4 separate regions of the Mus musculus genome follow, and regions 2, 3 and 4 are each linked to region 1. A link is a loop called in an ENCODE intact Hi-C map of the cell type or tissue named here. Cell type or tissue: left cerebral cortex. All regions are shown on one strand. Region 1 holds the start of Zswim5 (zinc finger SWIM-type containing 5). Region 2 overlaps Zswim5 (zinc finger SWIM-type containing 5). Region 3 overlaps Gm12996 (a long non-coding RNA gene). Region 4 overlaps Zswim5 (zinc finger SWIM-type containing 5).

Region 1 (5,000 bases):
ACCCATCATTGGCATCATGGGAGGGCCTCCCATGTGGGGTGCAGGCTTCATGCCAGGCCAGGGAGGACCCCGGAGACTGGGGGGAGGTGGGATCATGGCCCCTGCAGGCAGAGGAGCAGAAAACAGAGCAGGAGGGATCTTTCCTTGTTGAAATGCAGCTGTTGTTTTGTCATTCAGGCTCTGGGCCTGTTCTTCCATCCGTTTCTGGTAAGTCTTTCACATTCTCTTTGTGTCTCTGACCACTGCAGTGTGTCTTCCTCACAGTCAGAGAATCTCGGGTAAAACACTACCACATGGATGCTCACAGTCATCTATAAGATGGAATACAGGGCCCCCAATGGAGGAGCTAGAGAAAGCACCCAAGGAGCTGAAGGGGTCTGCAACCCTATAGGTGGAACAACAATATGAACTAACCAGTACCCCCAGAGCTTGTGTCTCTAGCTGCATATGTAGGCCATCATTGGGAAGAGAGGCCCCTTGGTCTTGCAAACTTTATATACCCCAGTACAAGGGAAAGCCAGGGCCAAGAAGTGGGAGTGGGTGGGTAGGGGAGCAGGACAGGGGCAGGGGGAGGGTATAGGGGACTTTCAGGATAGCATTTGAAATGCAAATGAAGAAAATATCTAATAAAAAATTGAAGGAAAAAAAAAAAAAGACACGTACCACAGTAGTCACAAAAACAAAACAAAACAAAAACCAAAAAACAAAACCTTAGGCATGTTGCTCAACAAGCTGTTGGTCACCCGGGTCCTCACCACCAGGAACACAGGCTCAGATATGCTATTCTTTTACTTTGTAGTGTCCTCAAAATTTTTTGCTTAATTCAAACTTTACTGTTACTATGTTTAAGTAACAGTTTTTGTTCCTGTCTCATGGTCTTTTAATCATGCTTGTCAACAACTGATTAAATCAAAGTAACACACTGGCTGATTCAAAATCAAATGTTCTTTTCTTCCCTATTGTCTATCATCATTTTCCTTTCTATTTTAAAAATTCAATATTCTTCAAGCAACTTTCATTTTTTAAGAATTATGGCAGGTGATAATCATCCCTTACTTAGAAATGATTTCTGTCTTTACAAATCTATTAGTGGAGTCAAGGAGACTGACATTAAAGAAGACACACACAGGCGTACTTGTGCGTGTGCACGCACACACACACACAATTCTGAAAAGAATGGGCATTATGAAAGCCCATGACTGTGGTAGGTGATTCATTTAAGATTCATTTAAGCAGAGACTGATACTTCATAATAATTCAATTATACTTGCAGAAATAATATCATATTATTTCTGAAATATTATTTTTGAAAATGTTTATGAAAGAAGCAATTGACCACATATTTAATTCTTACATGCTATATGCACAGATATTGTTGTCAGCTTCCTTTTACAAATCATGAGTCGTGATTAGCACCACACGACCATTAAGAGCGATTCACATCTAGGTTATAGCCGGAGCTCTTTTCTTCAGAGATTACTGCAAAACCAAACTAATTTGGCTGCAGTCTACCTTCTCTTATTCGTTCTTTGTACTACTCTCTCTAGCTGAACTCAGCTATAGGATGTTTTCTAATACAGTTCCTGGAACTTTTTAAAAGTTGTAGTGATTATGTCACAACTCCGTGTTTATGAAGAAGTTACTGTTGAAGTTGTCACTCGTGAGTACCCACTAATGTACCTGGGTGAGGGGACACCACAGTGAAGAAAATGGACATGACCTTCATTGTTATGGAGTTAGGCAGTTAGACATCAAATAACAAAAGACGCATTAAATTTTAGGTAAATTCAGGGGAATGAATAGAAGACGGACAAGAAAAACATGAAAATCCTAATTTAAACCCGAGGTAAGGGATCAGAGAATTCTATCAGAAACTACACAAAAGTGTTGGTTCCTCCCCCCCCCCCCGCCCCCTGTAGGATGCAAGGTGCTAAACCCCTCAAAGAACCCCACGAGGGTGCTGCTGCCTCAGCAGTGAGGTCCTGGCGCCCCATTGTTCGGACTGGCTGATGGACTTAGCCAGTTTCTGAGCCGGCGGGGACGCCGATGCTGTCCTATATTGTGACACGGGGAGAGTTTTCATCCCGCGAACTTTTTGATTCTACCCTCTACTCCCACCCGGTGGCTTCCTTCTTAGCATCTTTCTGCTTGGTTGGTGCCCCTTGGGTTGCGACAGTCGCTTGTCCGTTCTGTCTGCTGCAGGAGCCTCACTGGAGTTGTTTCCTCTCCTCATGCCCCTCAAGCCTGTTACTTCATGGCGACAGCTGGCGGCCGGGTCTTTTCATTTGGCCACGCGGCCATCCTCGCCCGCCCGCAGGTGCGCCGGAGGCACCTGGTGCCGGGCGCTCCTCGTCCTTGGCGGCCCGCGGCCCCGCACGAGCGCTCGGATTGTGTTCCGGGCTGGCTGCGCCCGGAGCGCGCCCGCAGTCTGTGCTCGCCCCCGCGTCTCCTCGCGCCCGCGGCGGCCCCGGACGGCGCGCGTCGCCTCGCGCTGGTCCTCAGGCCAACCAGCGCCGGCCCGAGCGGCGCGAGCACGGGACCGGCGCCCCGGCTTCCCACTCGGGCCGGCGGGCTCGTGGGTTCGTTCGCCCCGCCCCCTCCCCACAGCGCCGCCGCTGGGCGCTTGCGCGGGGCGCGTGGCCGTGGCTGGGGTCTCCGCCGCAGCCCGAGCAGCCGCCTCCGCCTCAATCAGTCAGTCAGTCAGTCCCCAGCAATGGCGGAAGGAGGTGAGCGAGAGGAGCTGCTTTCGCCGCCGCCGATCTCTCCGGCCAAGAGGCTGTGCTCTTGGCCCAGCCCGCAAGCTCACCACCCCCGCGGGACTCCCGGGGCAGCCGGCGGAGGGGCGGGGGGCGGCGGCGGCGGCTGCCTGGCCCCCGGGGCCCGCCCCCACCTGCAGCCGGAGTCCTTGCTGGACTGCGCCGCCAAGACGGTGGCGGAAAAGTGGGCGTACGAGCGGGTGGAGGAGCGCTTCGAGCGGATCCCGGAGCCGGTGCAGCGCCGCATCGTCTACTGGTCCTTCCCGCGGAATGAGCGGGAGATCTGCATGTACTCCAGCTTCCAGTACCGGGGCGGCCCGGGAGCCGGCGCGGCTGCCGGCGCGGCGGGGGCTTCGCCGGTCGAGGAGGGGCCGCCGCCACCCCCCGGGGCCGCCGCTCCGGCCGGCTCCGCCCCCGGGGCCGCCGGGGCGGGCTCGTCCCCCGGGCTGGGCGCTGGGACTGGAACGGCGAGCGGCGGCTGCGGCGGCGGCGAGGGGCTGCCGTTCCGCCGGGGCATCCGTCTGCTGGACAGCGGCTCCGTGGAGAACGTGCTTCAAGTCGGTAGGTGCTGCCCGGCCCCTCTCGGCCCCCTGCCTCTTCTGCAGGTGCCTTCCCAAGCCCTGGGTCAAAACCCAGGCTTTCTGCCCAACTCCGGCATCCCCGCCAAGGACAAAAAAGTGGCATAAAAAACTTTTCCCAAGGTTTCCTTCAGGTCCACTACTGCTCTTTCCCCTACCGGCTGCCCTATTTCTTTTTCTTTTTGTTTGAAGAGCGAGTAGGTCTCTCTCTCTCTCTCTCTCTCTCTCTCTCTCTCTCTCTCTCTCTCTCTCTCTCCCCCCTATACTCTCATACTAAAGGAATAACCGTGTGATGTGCCCTTTTCGAAACGCGTTTTACTGATTTAAGTTTAGAGGGAAAGGAGGGAAAGGGAGCAATAGGTTTTAGAGGGAATGTTTGAGGGACAGGCTGTCACAGTCAATCTGTAGTTATAGCAGATTGAATCTGAGTGTAATTAACTTTCACATCGGAAAAAGCAACAGAATACTGTGCATTTTAGACAATTTAAATTGTCTGTTTTAATATCCCTCCCCCCGACCAGTGATGCCTGGGAATCTAGGCTGCAGATTAACAATAACGGAAGATGGAAATGTGACAGCTTCTCTTTTCTACACCCCCATCCATGGGAAAGGGGGAAAAAAGCTACACAATCTGGAGTGGGGGCGGGGTCTGCCTTCCTTGTCAGACTGGGGTAAATCAAAAGCCAGTCACGTTGGATGTTTCAAATGCTTTCATTTAACGCGTCCTCGTATTCGCTTTTGTTTTATCTTTTTGTTTGTACAAAAATGGAAACTGATTTTAAAAAATCTACTCGTTCTCTTGAGCGTCTAGTTAGTTTGTTAATCTTATTAAGTATTTAAAGTGTACCTGATTTGTGAAATGATTACGGAGGAAGAAAGAAACGACATTGTTTAACATTGATTTGCTATGCATAATATTAAAACATTTATGGGGGGTCCTATTTGAATTATTATAGCATTCTGGAAGTGCACATCTCTATGCACATTATTGTACACTATATGCTTATATTTACTAAGGGAAATAGTGATTTCTCTAAAGTTGAATGAAGGACATTTCACAGGCTCAGGGACACATGCATATATATAAATCCAAACATCCAGCTGTCTTCTCTTCAGGTAAAACCAACATATTTGGAATTATTTTCCTTTGAAAACTAGTACATCACAGTTTCTTACATAGAACAGTCTCTCCTAGTTATTAAGAATGAATAGATTCTGTCGTATTTTTAAAAAGCATATTATAATTTTTAAATAAATATGAAATGAATATTCATTCTGCTTATTTGAAAGATGCTAGTGCTTTGTGTATTTGTGTATATTTTAGAAAGAATGAGTTGGATAAATAGGCAATTAGGGTAGACAGCTTTAATATTGAAGTGTTGAAAACATGAAAATTAATGTGTTTCATTTTATTAATCTATAAGCTTTAATCTTTCTGAGAGCTTAGGACAGTTAACTTTTAAAGATTCTTATTTAAAACATTATAAATTGGTAAAAGTTAGTTCAAGTGGTTGTCTTAGGGATAGAAATGGGTTTGAAAGAATTTCAAATTTTAAGGGAACATATAAGGGAGATGAGTTTTATTTCCCCACCCCCACCCTCCCAGTGCTGGGAATTGAACCTAGGGCCTCTGGCATGCTAGGCAAGCCTGCTACCATAGAGCTGT
Region 2 (5,000 bases), 110 kb after region 1:
CTCCAACTCTCTACCTCAAACTTCCTCTGCCTACTCTCATCATAATCTCATTGGTAGCTCACTCGGAGGCTGAGGCTGGTATTCCTTTAGCCTTGCCCTTCCTAGTTTCTAGTTCTAGCGGATAAGCCCCATCTTAGCCCATGCTGACCTCCACAGTGTATCACGTTTGTACTACTTCATGACCCCTATGCTTAGCCTGGAATTATAGGAGGTAGCAAGGGCATTCAGAAGACTCAGTTGGATACAGGTGTCTTCGGTGTTTACTGTTTTGTCTTAGTTCCTGAGTTGGGTGGGGTTTGATAGGGAAGGGGTGGTGTAGTTAGAGAATGAACTGAGGACCTTTCTGTCTGACTGACTTTATTTTTCTCTTTGAAACCTACTTGTCATCTTTTTTATTCCAAGCTGACCAGTAAGTTGTATTCGCTGTTCGTGGCTACTAATAAATGTGTTACTGTCCAGCCAAGGGCCCCTACACTGTCTCAGCCCAATGGGTTGGCAAAAAAAGGAGAAGCCACTCCCATTTCTGTATCATGATTGCCCTTTTTTAGCAAGTATGTGAACTCAGTGCTTTTCTATGAATAAATCATGGCTCACAGAAATGATTTTTCTAAAAGCAGAAATTGTGTTCTCTCAGTAAATGAGGCCCTTCTCTCCTTTGATGGGACAGGGAGCTGGTTGGGCCTAAACAGAGATGTAATGACCAGTTGGAAGATTCCTCACATCACACCCATGCCCATAGCTCTAAGGCACCCCGAGACTCTGACCTAGGAAACAGTACTCTCCTAATACCACACGGTGATCAGGGCACAAGAGTCTGAGAACACCAGTGGGTATTCTCAGAAGATGGTGCACAGTGAACTTAAAGGCCAGAGGACCCTTTGGCTTCAGAGACCTTTTTGCCTAAGGCTACGATCTTAAGCAACTAAGCTCTGTATGTTTCTGCCCTCCCATACGACGGCATCAAAACTGAAGTCTCCTTAGTTCCTGTTTCCTTTAGCTCCTCTTTCCCTCCTGAACTCTGAAGTGTTTTAGCATCTTCTGTGCCCCCTTTTGAGCTGCTTCTCCTTCCTTCAGAGACACACAGCCCTGTGTTACAGGGACCCTGACCCTTGTCTATAAATGCCATAGCTCCAACTACCTGGAAAGCTGTACCTATTATCATGTCACTCCTGAGCTCGCATGGCTGTTAGCATATCGGTAGTGTGAGCCTGGTGTTAATGCTGTAGTGTGTGCTCACGTCTTCCCTGATACCTGAGCCCCAGACTGGGGGAGACTATGCAGAGGAAGCATAACAAAAGGAACAAAGGAGCCGGGCTGCTGGTACCGCCTTTAATTCCAGCACTTGAGAGGCAGGTAGGTGGATCTTTGTGAGTTTGAGGTCGTGTGTGTGTGTGTGTGTGTGTGTGTGTGTGTGTGTGTGTGTGTGTGTGTGTGTGAGAGAGAGAGAGAGAGAGAGAGAGAGAGAGAGAGAGAGAGAGAGAAACGGGGGGGGGCTGGGCAGGAAAGGAGGGGGCTTCAGAAAGAACTGAGGATCAGGACATAAGCCTTTACAAAAGAACATGCTAGACTCCAACTCTGGAAGTTTTATTCTCCTGGAAACAATCTCTGTTGGTGGCACTTGAGCAGAAAGGCATGTACTCAATTCTGTCGAAGCAGGCGTGAATGTTTGTGTACAGCATCCACAAAGGCTCCTACACGTTCTGGGTCCATGTCAGGGTAAAGCCCATGCCCTAGGTTGGCAATGTAGCGTTGAGGCCCAAAGTCATCCAGCATTTGCTGCACCAGCCGACCGATCTCTTCCTAGAGAACCAAGAGGGTACTGTCTACAGGAGAGGCCAGCAAAGCTGCATCCTCCCTCCACACACATGCACAGGAGTGCTTCTACACAGTGTGACTGTCATTAACAACGTATCAGACTCCTCATATGTCCCAAACATTAAGAAAATAGAAGTGGGGAGCCTGTGAGGTGACTCAGCAGGTCAGGTGCTTGCTATGCAACCTCTGATGACCTCCGTTCAATCACTAGGACCCGTACAAAGGTAGAAGAAGAAAACTGACTCCACAAAGTTGTCCTAGACCTCCTCATATGCACCATAGATACAGACCCAACACACAATAATAAAAAATAAATATTTCCAAAAAATACAAATGAGAGCTGGGTGTGATGGGGTATATCCATAATCCTAGCACTTTAGGGGAGAGAGGCAGGAACCTCAAGTTCCTGGCCAACCTCAGCAATACAGTGAGGTTGAGGCTAACCTGGGCTACATGAGACTCTGTCTCAAAACAGGGAGGCAGGGTTAGGAACTTAACTCAGTGGTAGAAAGCCTGCCCAGCAAGCAAGCACAAGGTTCTGGGTTGGGTCCTTAGCTTCAAGGAGTGTCCGTGGGTGGGACAGACAAATGGACAGCCACAAAAATAAAATTTAAATTGTAAAAATGTCCTGCTTTCTTAGAGTTTACATTGTGTGTACAGAACTGAGGAAAGGAGAGACAGGTACAATAAACCATACACATGTGATTCCCAACTATTGCACAGTACACAGAGAAAACTTTGTACACTTATGTTGGACCCAATTATTACCTCAGATGCATACAAGGCACAGGGATCCAGGTTCCCCTGCAGGGTCACTGCCTTCCCGACACGTTCCCTGGAAGCAGAGCCATTGCCACAGTCTCGCTGCATTATTTGGGGATTTTACCTCCTCCACCTCAGCCTCTCCTGCCCACTCCTCTGTCACTCACCGGGCTTTCTTTGGAGCCACTGTCCAGTCAAGTCCAACTACCTCATAGCCAGCCTGGGCCAGCTCTTCCAGGGCAAAATGTCCATCCTTAGCAAAGATGATCTGGAGAGAAAGAGCAGATCGCTGATGCTAAGCCTTTCTCGGGTGCACTTTTGCTGCCCTCCAGTGGTGATTTCAGTTTATGCAGGCTGAGTGCTGCAACCTTCACTCCACCTGTCCCAGTCCTCACCATGGGCACTGGTGCCAGGCCTGCCTTCTGCAACCCAGCCTTCACTCGCTTGGCCACATCACGAATGTAGGGCAGTGCAAACTTGCTGAAGAGCTCGGTGCCAAGATGTCCTGCGTGGGACTCAAAGAGCTGCAATGCCTATAAACAGGTGACAAGAAAAACACACAAAGAGGAAGTACCTCAGGCTCCATAGACACATGATATCTTAATTCTCCTCAGGTGACTTTAAACCCTGACACATTCCCTGAGGCACAACAAGTTTTGCCTTAAAAGAAAAAATAGAAACCAGCAGCGGTTGTGCACACCTTTAATCCCAGCACTTGGGAAGCAGAGGTAGGGGGACCTGTGAGTTTGTGAGTTTGAGGCCAGCCTAGTCTACAGATTGAGTTTCAGGACAACCAAGGATACACAGAAAGAAAAGAAAAAAGAAAAGAAAAGAGAAAAGAGAAAAAAGAAAAGAGAGAGAAAGAAAGAGAGAGGGGCAGGCAGTGGTGCACATGATTTTAACCCGAGCACTGGGGAGGCAGAAACAGGTGAATCAAAAATAATAATAACAATAAAGTTTTACCTTCTCCAGACCCTCAGACCTTAAAGCCCTGCTGACAGTCTCAGGAAGGGCTAAGAATCTACATGGTTCTCAACCTGTGGGTCACAACCCCTTCTGGGTGGAATGACCCTCTCTCAGGGGTCGCATATCAGATCTCCTGTATACCAGATATTTACATTACAATTTACAACAGTAGGAAAAGTACAGCTATGAATTAGCAACAAAATCATTTTATAGTTGGGGGTCACCACACCATGAGGAACTGTATTAAAGGGTCACAGTATTAGGAAGGTTGAAAACCACTTAGATACTCTAACCAGATCATTGGAGGAAAAGTAACATCCCTGCTTTCTCCAGTTTGGGAAACCATTTACCTATTTGTCCCTAAAGACTCACCTGAGCACCAGCAGCCACTTGTCCTATTAGGTATGGGACCAGAACATCAGTGAGTATGCCAAGCAGCTTGTGACTGGCCTGTGGCCTTTGGTAGAGCCATCGTTTGGCCTGAGCCATGGTGCTTGAACTGCCGCCTTCAACCATGTATGTCATTAGGGTCCACTACAAAAAGATGAGGACGGCAGACACAGGATCCCTTGTCTATTCCAGACCTAGGAGCCTGACCTCTCCATGCTCCCATCCACACCCCTGGCCGCATTACCGGAGCACCAGCAAAGCCAATTAGTGGCACACGTCCGGCCAGCCGTTGTCGAGTAAGGGTGATGGCTTGGAACACATAGCCTAACTCTGAAGCCGCTGCTGCTGGATCCCGTAGACGCTCTAAGTCCCGCTCTTCTCTTAATGGCTCTGGAAAGCTGGGTCCTTTGCCAGGTACCATGGTCACCTCCATGCCCAATGCCTTAAGGGGGATAAAATATATGGGTACACAGCCTGGAACTCAGAGGTTTCTGTTCAACGTATGCAACAAAGAAAAGACTAAAACCTCCTGCAAACTCCATCCCTAGCGTTTGCCGCTTCCCCGTTATGTATTTAAACCTGACAAGACAGAGGATTTCCAATGAGTGCCTTCCTCCCTCTCCCCTCTTTTTTTAAAGTCCACAATCCAGGATCAGGATTGAGTACCTGGGGTACAACAAGGATGTCAGAGAAAATTATGGCAGCATCCAGAGGAAACCTTCGTAGTGGCTGCAGGGAATAGCAAGTAGGTTAGTAAGGAGACACACTGGGGGCATGAACCCCACCCTGGTTCGTGGGGCCCTCACCTGTAGAGTCAGTTCACAGCAAGCCTCGGGAGATCGGCAGGTGCTGAAGAAGTCCTGGGCAGCCCTGGTTTCCCTAAACTCTACAAGGGGAGATGGAGGACAGGACTCAGCCACAAGGTCTTCCAAAGTTACTATCTTCTCCTATCTTCACCATCTAGAATTTCAGGTTTTATCTAGACCACAGCTTTGCCCCTGACCTGGTAAGTAGCGGCCTGCCTGTCTCATGCACCAAACGGGAGTATAGTCTGTTTCCTCTCCCCA
Region 3 (5,000 bases), 50 kb before region 1:
AAGGAATTAAAACAACAAAACGTACAGAGCCTCATGTAGCCCAGACTGGTCTCTAATGCGTTTTGTAACTGAGATCACTATGTCTGCCTCCAGAGTGCTGGGATTATATGTGTGCACCGCGCTTGGTTTATGAAATGCTGAGGATGGAACTTGGAACCTAAGACCCAATGCGTGCTAGGCAAGCATGCCACAAACGGAGCTACATCCCCAGCCCCAACTTAACTGATTTTTTGCTGTTTTGTTTCTGGAGACAAGGTGTCTTTGTGTAACCTGGGTTGTTCTGTAGACCAGGCTGACCTTGAAATCAGAGACCCTTCTGCCTGTCTCCTGAATGCTTGGATTAAAGGCGGCGTGGCCACCCCTGCCTAGCCCAATTTAACTTTTAAAGTGCACAGTAAGGTGGGAGTAAGAATATTCAAGCCAGGGGAGAGGCATCCCCGATTTCATTTAGTTGTAGAAAGGGCCCCTAAGTGAAAGGAACCAGCAGGAGGGAGGGAAAGAAAGATGGGCTGTGGATATAGCTTCAATGTAAAGGGCCTGCTTCCCTAGCATACTAGAAGTCCCAGCCGGGTTAACACCCCGAACAGCAAAACCAAAACACAATGTCAAATACTGTACAATTCCACTTACATGAAGTCTATTCTGGAGTTGTTAGGATCATAGACACAGATGAATGGTGGCCTCCAGAACTGAGGAGGGGAAATGAGGAGTTGGGATCTTAGGAGTACAGTTTCACTTGCGGTTGTGGTGACCACCCTTGAACAATATCCTGGTTTTATTGTTTCTTTGAAACAGGGTCTAATTCTGTAGCCCAGGCTGGCCTCAACTTCCTGGCAGCCTTCCTAGTCAGCCTTCCAACACTAGGACCACAGGTGGGGGGCACAAAATACATACAGCTCTACATGTGTGTGTGTGCCAGCACGTGTGTGTCACAGACACGTGGAGGACAACTTCCAGGAATTCTCTTCAGGCCTTCAGAGCAAATGTAAGGACAGTTGGGCAACTTAGAGAGACCGAGGATACTGCTCAATGGAAGGACTCTTGGGCCGGGCGTGGTGGCACACGCCTTTAACCCCAGCACTTGGGAGGCAGAGGCAGGCGGATTTCTGAGTTCGAGTTCAGCCTGGTCTACAGAGTGAGTTCCAGGACAGTCAGGGCTATACAGAGAAACCCTGTCTCGATAAATAAATAAATAAATAAATAAATAAATAAATAAAACAAACCAGGATATTGTTCACTTGGCTGGCATGTATGAGGACCCAGGTTCTATCAGTACCACACAAATAATAAACAAACAAACAAACAAATAAACAGTATCTATCTACACAGGCAGGTTAGTACTTTTAATAGAGTACTTTTACTCTAATTGTCTGTAATGTGACTTTTCCGGCCACGCCGACCTATAAGGCTCTGACATCATCAATGAATTTTATGTTGCTCGGTACTCAGTCTTTAGCCCTTACAACCGTGGAAAGGTTTGATATAGTTGACCATTCTCTTCTCCTTGTTTTCCCCAGTTCCATGGTGCCGTGCCCACTCCCCCACTGGCCCTGTTGCATCTCCTCTGCCAGCTTTTGTGTGTCATCTCTTATAGAGGCAGGGTCTCATGTAGCCTTGGTTAGTCTTGAGCTCACTGTATAACTGAGGAAGAAGACTATGAACTCCGGGTCCTCCTGCCTCTACCACCCAAGTGCTGAGCCCTTTGCCTGTTCTTAACTATCCTAGCTCTTCACTGTCCTCCTCCAGATGTCTCTCTTGCTGACATTATTTAGCTGCTCTTCTGGCTTGGATGGGTCTCTCAAAGTCCACCATACCCAACACTGTACTCTTATCCTCTTGGCAGCTGCCTGAGCCAGAGACCTGCACATGCCAGATCCCCTCCTAACACCACAGTCCTCACCTCGAGGTGTGTCCCGGTTCTGTCTCTGTAATGCCTCTGACTCCTCAGAGCTTTCCTCTTCTGTCTCCACTATTTCCCATAACCGAGGCAATAGAGTAATTTGTAACTGCCTTCATGCACTTGAGTAAGAACTGAGAGGCGAGGTCTAGTTTCCTGCCCTGCTTGAAATTCTTCAGTAAAGTCCAACTGTGCTTAGGCTCGGGCTCAGGACAGAACTATTTCCTGTGGCAAATTAGGCCCTGATGAACTTGCCCCCCTTTTTTTTTAAATTGATTTATTTCCCTCTGCTCCCCAACCTTCAAATTAAATGTATTTACTTTGTGCATGGAGTGTGTATAGACTTTAGGTCTGCTCTTGTCGTGTTGCATGTGTGGGGGGCAGAGGACGATCCTGGGGAACTGGCTCTCTCCTTTCATCATGTGGATCCTGGGGAATCAAACTCAGATATTCAGGCTTGGCCGCAGGCCCCCTACCTGCTGATCTGTCTCACTGGCCTGCTCCTGCTTGGTGTTTGTTAGTTTGTTATTAATATTCTCATCCCCCATAATATAATTAGATCCTGTGAGGGTTTTTTTGTTTGTTTATTTTGTTTTTTGTTTTTGGGGGGGGGGATTCGAGACAGGGTTTCTCTGTATAGCCCTGGCTGTCCTGGAACTCACTTTGTAGACCAGGCTGGCCTCGAACTCAGAAATCTGCCTGCCTCTGCCTCCCGAGTGCTGGGGTTAAAGGCGTGCGCCACCATGCCTGGCAATCCTGTGAGATTTTATGCTACCACCCAAGCTCTTGTCTTTGCTGCCTGAATGTTTTCCCTTGGACTGACCTGGTAAACATTTTCTTGATCAGTAGACATCGGCGTAAATCCCAGTTGACTGAAATGTCTTCTCAGATCCTTCGGACTTTTGCTTAGTGTCTAGCATAAGAGTTGGCATGTGTTGAGAGGTCAGTGAATATTTATGAATGAACCAACTAAATAAAGCCCTTAAGGGCCAAATAGGTCGTTCGAAAGTTGCAGTTTTTCATATGACCTCTAGGTGTCACCATTGGCCTCATTTTAACCAGCTCTTGCCCTTGCTTCCAGGAGAGGTGCTGGTCTGGTCTACCCTCCCAGCAAGCTGGGAGGGGTGATGTACAACCCAGATTCTTCCCCGAGATTTGAAATCTCCCTCCTCCCTGGAAAGGCTGCTTTGATAGGGTGGTGACTTACCACCCCAGATTCTTCAGGGCTGAATTTTAGACACTTCAAAGAAAACTGAGTGCTAAACCCAAGAAGGAACCTGGATGGTGATTCGCCAGTGGTGTTCTTCACTTGTTTTTTTTTTCCCCTCAAGGAGACAGAATCTCAGTCTCACAATGAGTACTCTCTTACAGGATAGCCTGGAATTCAGGAGACTGACTGGAAACTCACAAGTTCCCGGAACAATGTTATCCTAGCTTCCCAAGTTGCTTGGGTTACAGGCATGGGCCACAAAGCCAAGCAAAGATCCATGCCTTTAAACTCAGCACTAGGGACGCAGAGATCTACCGATCTCTGTGAGTTTGAGGCCAGTCTGATCTACTAATGAATTATGGCTAGCCAGGACTACATAGCAAAACTGTGTCTCAAAACAAACTGGGGCAATCCCAGATAAATAGAGAAGATTATGTTTATGTCCTGGTTTACATTAATACAACACCTCACCCAGCGTTTGAGTTCCTTAAATGGCTACAACAAAGGCAAGGCAAAACTCCTCTTCTTCCCGGGCATTGTACAATTTATCTATTCATTCAAAAGTTGTATTTTATTTATTATTATTGTTGTTAGTGTGTATACAGTGTGTGTGTGTGTGTGTGTGTGTGTGTATATAGGTTGGAGGCAGCCTTGGGGAGTCAGTTCTCTCCTTCCTCCATGGGTTCTGGGGATTGAACCATCTCAATGGTTTCTCTCTTTTTTTTTTTTTTAAAAGATTTATTTATTGATTATATGTAAGTACTGTAGCTGTCTTCAGACACTCCAGAAGAGGGAGTCAGATCTCGTTACAGATGGTTATGAGCCACCATGTGGTTGCTGGAATTTGAACTCTGGACCTTTGGAAGAGCAGTCGGGTGCTCTTACCCACTGAGCCATCTCACCAGCCCTCAATGGTTTCTCTTAAGTTGAGCTTTGGCTACAAATTCCGTATTAAACAAGAACTGGTTGTGTATAGACTGAGTTCTGACTTGAATGGACAGTGGCCACACAATAGTCTGACAGCCACATATCCACTCCCTGGGACATATAATAAGCCAAATTTCGTATCTTTTCATGTTATAAAACAAAATTCAAACACCCCTCAAACAGTTTTAATTAATTAATCAATCAATCAATCAGTCAGTCAGTCAAGACAGGGTGTCTCTTTGTAGCCTTGGCTATCCTGAAACTTACTTTATAGACCAGGCTGGCCTTGAACTCACAGAGATCCATCTTCCTCTGTACTGGGACTAAGGGTGTATGTTTAGCATTGCCCTGACTTCCTCTGATGATAGATTACAACATGGAAGTGTGACTCAAATAAACCCCTTTCTCCCAGGATGCTTTTAGTCTTGCTGTTTTATCACAACAATAGAAACCTTAAGACAATGATCTTGAGAAAGTCATTTAACCCCTAAATATTAACTTCCTCAACTGATAGAGATAATATGTATACGTCACAAGTTTGTTTTGAGGCCTAAAATTGGCCGAGCTATGTATTTAATGCCATAAACATTTACTGAGCAGTTATTGCTTGGCCAACCAGGCTTAAGTGTCGTTGTAAACAGTGCGAGCTCACTTGGCCCTGTGTGTTATGTGCTTTCATTGTCTGAGCTCTGCAGATGCAAAGGCTGGGGCTGGAGAGCTTTAGTAACTTGCCCGCCACAGTCTCAGAGCTGTCAAACGGTGGGATGGGGTTTTAGACCTGGGCAGTTAGGCTCCAGTTAGTTCCCAAGCACCATCTACTAAGCCAGGATGCCATATGGAGCAGGGCTGAATAATGAATAGCTATTATGCTCATTGTAATTTAGCCTTAAGTGCTTTTTATATCCATGGTGCTAAGTGTTAATTATTAGTGTATTTGGATGCAACATTTATCCTTTTTGTTCCTAT
Region 4 (5,000 bases), 66 kb after region 1:
GTAGTTCAGTTGGTAAAGTGCATACACAAACCACTGGATTCTATCCCCAACAACGAATAAACAGGATATAGTGGTACACACATGTAATCCCAGCACCTGGGAGATAGAGGTAGGAAGATCAGAAATTCAAGAATTTCCTCAACTGCCTAGGAAGTTTGAGGCTAGCCTGGGGAGCGTGTGTGCATGAGCATGTGAGTGTGTCTGTGCTTCTGTCTGCCTGTCTGTATGTCTTACATACATTAACAAGTTCAAGATCTTCCTCAGTTACATAGGGAGTTTGAGGCCAGGCTGGTGTGTGTGTGGGGAGGGGTATGTGTATGTGTGTCCATATCTCATACATGTACACACACACAGAGAGAACCCATATAACACCTGTTTTAGCAACATGTATACTTTGTATATGTGAACACTGGTTTTTCCCCCTCTTTTAATGAAAATAGATTCCTAGCCTGGCACAGAGGCACATGCCACTTGACAGAGGCAGGAGGATCTCTGTGAGTTCTAGGCCAGCCTAGCAGCCTGATCTATAGAGGGAATTCTAGGACAGCCAGGAAACCCTGTTGGAAAAACCAGCAAAAAAGGACAATAGATTCCTTTTCTCACATGATCTTTCCTGATTATGGTTTCCCCTTCCTCTACTCCTAGTTCTGCCCACCTCACCTGGAACCAATCCTTTTCTGTCTCTTATTAGAAAAGAGCAGGCTTTTAAGAAACAATAATAAAATACAACAAAATGTAATAATATAAAATAAAAGCTATCATATTGAAGTCCGATAAGACAGACAGAAGGAAAAAGAGTCCAAGAGATGGCACAAAAATAAAAAACTTACTCATTCACAGACTCAGGAATCCCATAAAACACTAAGCTGGAAGCTATGATATACATGCTAGGGCTAGCCTGGTGCAGCCCCCGTGCACACTGTTTTTACAGAGAGCTGTTTGAGGTATGTAATAGTTTCTTTCAAATCTCTGAACCAAAGAGATTTCTGATCTATAGTTCCAAATTGATTGGTTATCCACCAATATAACTTCATCTTGCACCATAAAGTGAGGTCTTTGTGCTGTTTATTTGTTTTGAGAGAAACTCTCATAAAGCCCAGACTAGCTTCAAATGTTCTATGTAGCTTACGGTGACAATAACTTTGAACTCCTTATACACCTGTCTGCATGTCCCAAGTGCTGGGATTACAGGTATATGCTGTCATGCCTGGTGAAATTACTGCTTTAAAGTAATTGTGTTTTCTGTATGTTAGATATTTAAATGAATTTTCCAGATAAATATGTTATTTTTCTTTTTAACATGAAATACTTCTAAAATTATTATATATATGATATATTTATTTATTTAAAATCCTGAAACTTTAAAACCATACACTTAATTCCCTTATAGAATTGCAAGCCAAAACAACATAATTCTAGAGAACTGGGTGGTGGAAAGCTATATCTAGAGGTGAGTGCCTGCATTTGGGAGGCTTTGGTCTTTAGCTCTGGTTGCTAATACAGAGAATAGAGACTGCTGCCTTCTGAGGCTGATGAAGAGAAAGGGCCATAGCTGTTCTTTAGAGGTTAATATAAGGGAACCCCTTGATTTGCCAGAGGAGTCTGGGAAGGGAGCAGATGGCAGCAAGAAGGACCCTTCAGCTTACTCAGCTGCTCTGAGAAGCTTAGGGTGACCTCTCTAATACAAACAAACCAAGTAGCGTTCAGAGTAATGGGGCAGCATCATTTGTATTCCTGAATAACAATACTGCTCCTCACTTTATCTTCCACACCCTGATCCAATGTGTGGGCGCCATCTGCTTCTTGGGAATTTATATAGGCCCTGGCCCTGGCTAGTTGGGATTGTTATTGAGTGGTATTTTGGGTAAATGTGTTCTTTAGAAAGCACTTTCACATGAATCTGATTAAGCATTATGTTCATTTGCATAATTAAGAAACTGAGGCAAAAAGGACTTGAGGGCTATTGGAGTTGTAACTCAGCCCCTGATCCCTGATGTGTGTATTTTACTGTTAGTCTCTGGAACTGTCCCACTGCACTTGTTAGCATTAGCTAGTAAGATCGAGAGTTAAGTTTTCCAAGAAGGAAATTAGTTATTTTATAAATGTTATTGTTGGAGTTTTAACAGTTCTCATGGCTACTTTTGTTTGTTTTTGTTTTAGGTAACAGATCTAAAAAGAAAGTAACTTGCCTTATTTTCTGCTGTATACAGCTGGACTTTCCAGTAAGCAAGAATTAGATGAGAAATTCTAATTAATTCTACACTTTCATCAAAACCAAATTTATTTAAATAAAGCCAGTCTAATACAAAGGAATACTTAGTTTATAGAGCCGTGTGTGTGTGTGTGTGTGTGTGTGTGTGTGTGTGTGTGTGTGTGTGTTTATGTATGTATGTTTGCATGTGTAGTTATACATATGTTGTATTTAAAGTGACTTTAAGAAAAACATATTCTTAAACCAGGTGTGCTGATACACTCCTTTAATCCTAGCACTGGGGAAACAGAGGCAGAGTGAGGCAGATCTCTGTGAGTTCGAGGCCAAGCTGGTCTGCAAAGTGAGTTTCAGTACAGCCGAGACTACACAGAGAAACCCTATCTTGCGGGTTGGGGTTGGTGTAGAAAAAAAGAAATGAAAAGGAAATGTGTTCTAGGGCCAGCAAGATGGTGCCTGCCAGGCCTGATGACCTGAGTTCCGTTCCCTGGGACCCATGTAGTAGAAGATCTCTACACACATGCTGTGGCGATTGCGCATCCACACACACAGACACAGACACACACACACAGACACACACACACACACTAAATGTAAGTAAATTAAATACAATGTGAAAAATTTTAAAGGAAAAATTAATCTATTAGTAAATCACAGCAGTCCTTTTTCTTGCTGTTGGCTGAAATGACACTCGTTTTCGTGTATTAGCACCTGCCTAGAGGCCTTGGGGAATCAAAAGAGCAGTGAGCAAAGTGGTTTTAATTGCCTGGCTTTGCTGGAGCTTTTCTTACACTTAGAAACACAAAGGCCTTTGAATGGTGTCAGAGGGCTGTGCTGAGAAGTGCTCTTTTAGAACTCCACACAGATGATTCATGTGCGGTGGTGAGACTGTCTTGTAGTTCACGAGCCCATCTTTATTCCTCCAGTGAGAGTGCTGCATCAAATAGTTGCCCAGGAAACCAGGCAGATGTCAGAGTTTACTGACTTGTCTGTCATTAATGCAGAAGCCCGTCTTTGTAGAATTATGCTTGCTAATTACTTTTATAAAGTTTTGGATACATGCTTTAGATGCAATGGTGTCATTCTCACTACACTGTGGTTAACAGTACAGGTTGTGGAGCCAGACTGCCTGCCTGTGCTCTAGCTCAAGTACGATGTTGAATGAGTTCCTTTATTCCCCGAGCTTCAGTTTCTTACTGCAAGGAAAAAGAGCAGACATTTCATTGTTCTGAGGACCTAACTAGTTAACATATGGGAAACACTTAGAATATACTGTCTAGCATGTAGTAAGCACTAAATGTTAGCTAATAAAATAGCTTGTGTTTTTATTTGGTTTTGGGTTTTTTTTTTTATTGTGAGATAGGGCTTCTGTGTAGCCCTGGCTATCCTGGAACTTGCTGTGGAGATCAGGCTGGCCTCAAACTCACAGAGATCTGCCTCTGCCCCCTAAATGATTAAAGGTGTGTGCTACCGTTCCTCCATGTGTTTTTTTTTTTTTTTTAATTATTGAGCAAAGTATGGTGGTGGTGTACACCTTTAATCCCAGCAGGTGGGAGGAAGAGGTAGATGGTTTGTGAATTTGAGGCTAACTTGGTCTATATAGTGAGTTATAAGACAGCTAGAGCTATATAGCGAGACCCTGTCTCAAACAACAGCAGTAATACTATAAATAAATTATTGAGTGAGAGAGAGAATGTGGAAGTGCACCCTGTGAAGGGCAGAAGACTGCCTCAGGAGTTAGTTGGTTCTCTCCTTCCAGTGTGGGATCTGAGGAATGGACGCAGATAGTGAAGCTTGTGCAGCAAAGACTTTCACTGACTGAGCCATCCTGCCAGCCCTCGTGTTCTGTGTGTGGTTTTAAAAACAGTCGGATGTTGTGGTACATGCCTGAAGTCCTAACAAGCAAAAGATTGAGGCAGGAGGATTGGTCTGAACTCAAAGCTAGTCTGAAGAAAGATTCTGTCTCAAAAATATTAGTTAAATGTTATAGAAACCAGTTGAAGCTAACAGCAGTCCATTTAAAATTTGAATATAAATTATAGGAAAGACTCTTGTTATATTGATATTATTCTATATAAATTCTGTTTTAAAAATGTTTTATTTGAGAATTATATAATGTCAGATATCTCATAAATTGCAGCCTCTAAATCACTACAGAAAAAACAAACTCAATAGGAATTTCAAGCCACTAGATATATCACACACACACATATATGTTCACGCACACAGAATACTAAGGAATAGCTCTTAGCCTTGGGATGTTCTCCATCTCCTTTTTTCGTTGCTGATGTTCACCCAGGGCTGTGTATAATAGGCAAAGCTTTTATATATATTTAAGAGTGGGCAGTTTGTCCAATGAGGTATCAAAGTCTTTGAGGGGGGGGGCCTTCTTTTTGGCTGCTAGCTGCAAAGTCATATAAATATCTGCTGATGCCAAAGAAATGGGGCTTCTTTCAGAACCAAGTTCCATTCCACAGCCTTGCAGGCTTTGTGTATTGTAGGCATCTGCACTTGCATAGCAAGACAAAGGGTGCAGCAGAACCTGGAAGTGAGGCAAGTCCTCGGTTTTAGTAAGATTCACTCTGGCTTCTAAAGCTTTCTTCATTTAAACCACTGGCCAGTTTCTTTCATATAAAAGTGTTACAGAACATATTTCTTTAATTTTCTAGGTCAGACCCCTTCTTATCTACAGGCAATACACAGACACAGTAGCCTTAGCTCTTCTCATAGTTGCTTAAATAAAGTGTTCCATCCACTGTATTTCAAGAAAGGTTGCCTCTGTATGCTGTAT

What was found. Peaks named below come from ENCODE experiments on the same cell type or tissue, not always from the same donor. Only the 100,000 strongest peaks of a DNase experiment are listed, where the experiment ranks them.
Region 2: it touches region 1 in a loop (4-fold over the local background); 8 of 42 quality-filtered maps call a loop at or near these places.
Region 3: it touches region 1 in a loop (4-fold over the local background); 5 of 42 quality-filtered maps call a loop at or near these places.
Region 4: a loop joins it to region 1, with 1.8 times the contacts of the local background. A loop is called at or near these places in 2 of 42 quality-filtered maps.

Annotation. Positions count from the first base shown.
Region 1 is chr4:116,874,747-116,879,746 of GRCm38, forward strand. It overlaps Zswim5 (zinc finger SWIM-type containing 5), which reads left to right and starts at 2,656. Exons shown (of 14, transcript NM_001029912.2): 1 at 2,656-3,317. The coding sequence starts at 2,714. In left cerebral cortex, CTCF peaks have their summits at 1,947 and 2,656; DNase peaks (open chromatin) are centred at 2,092, 2,573, 2,937, 3,304 and 1 more place; H3K4me3 peaks cover 2,821 bases; H3K27ac peaks cover 1,164 bases.
Region 2 is chr4:116,988,649-116,993,648 of GRCm38, forward strand. Zswim5 (zinc finger SWIM-type containing 5) reads left to right here. Exons shown (of 14, transcript NM_001029912.2): 14 at 1-457. It overlaps Urod (uroporphyrinogen decarboxylase), which reads right to left. Exons shown (of 10, transcript NM_009478.4): 2 at 4,937-5,000; 3 at 4,740-4,819; 4 at 4,600-4,662; 5 at 4,178-4,375; 6 at 3,916-4,077; 7 at 2,973-3,110; 8 at 2,745-2,845; 9 at 2,584-2,650; 10 at 1,317-1,800. The coding sequence ends at 1,639. Among named protein-coding and RNA genes, the nearest start is that of Urod, 3.3 kb to the right of the region's middle. In left cerebral cortex, a CTCF peak has its summit at 2,912 (motif pointing left); a DNase peak (open chromatin) is centred at 2,912; H3K4me3 peaks cover 215 bases.
Region 3 is chr4:116,825,037-116,830,036 of GRCm38, forward strand. All of the region lies in intron 1 of Gm12996 (a long non-coding RNA gene), which reads left to right. Among named protein-coding and RNA genes, the nearest start is that of Gm12996, 3.0 kb to the left of the region's middle. In left cerebral cortex, a CTCF peak has its summit at 2,926 (motif pointing right); a DNase peak (open chromatin) is centred at 2,940; H3K4me3 peaks cover 559 bases; H3K27ac peaks cover 538 bases.
Region 4 is chr4:116,941,188-116,946,187 of GRCm38, forward strand. The region is part of intron 1 of Zswim5 (zinc finger SWIM-type containing 5); the gene reads left to right. It also overlaps the pseudogene Gm12998. Among named protein-coding and RNA genes, the nearest start is that of Gm22092, 21 kb to the left of the region's middle. In left cerebral cortex, no CTCF peak of the experiment used is centred here; a DNase peak (open chromatin) is centred at 3,092.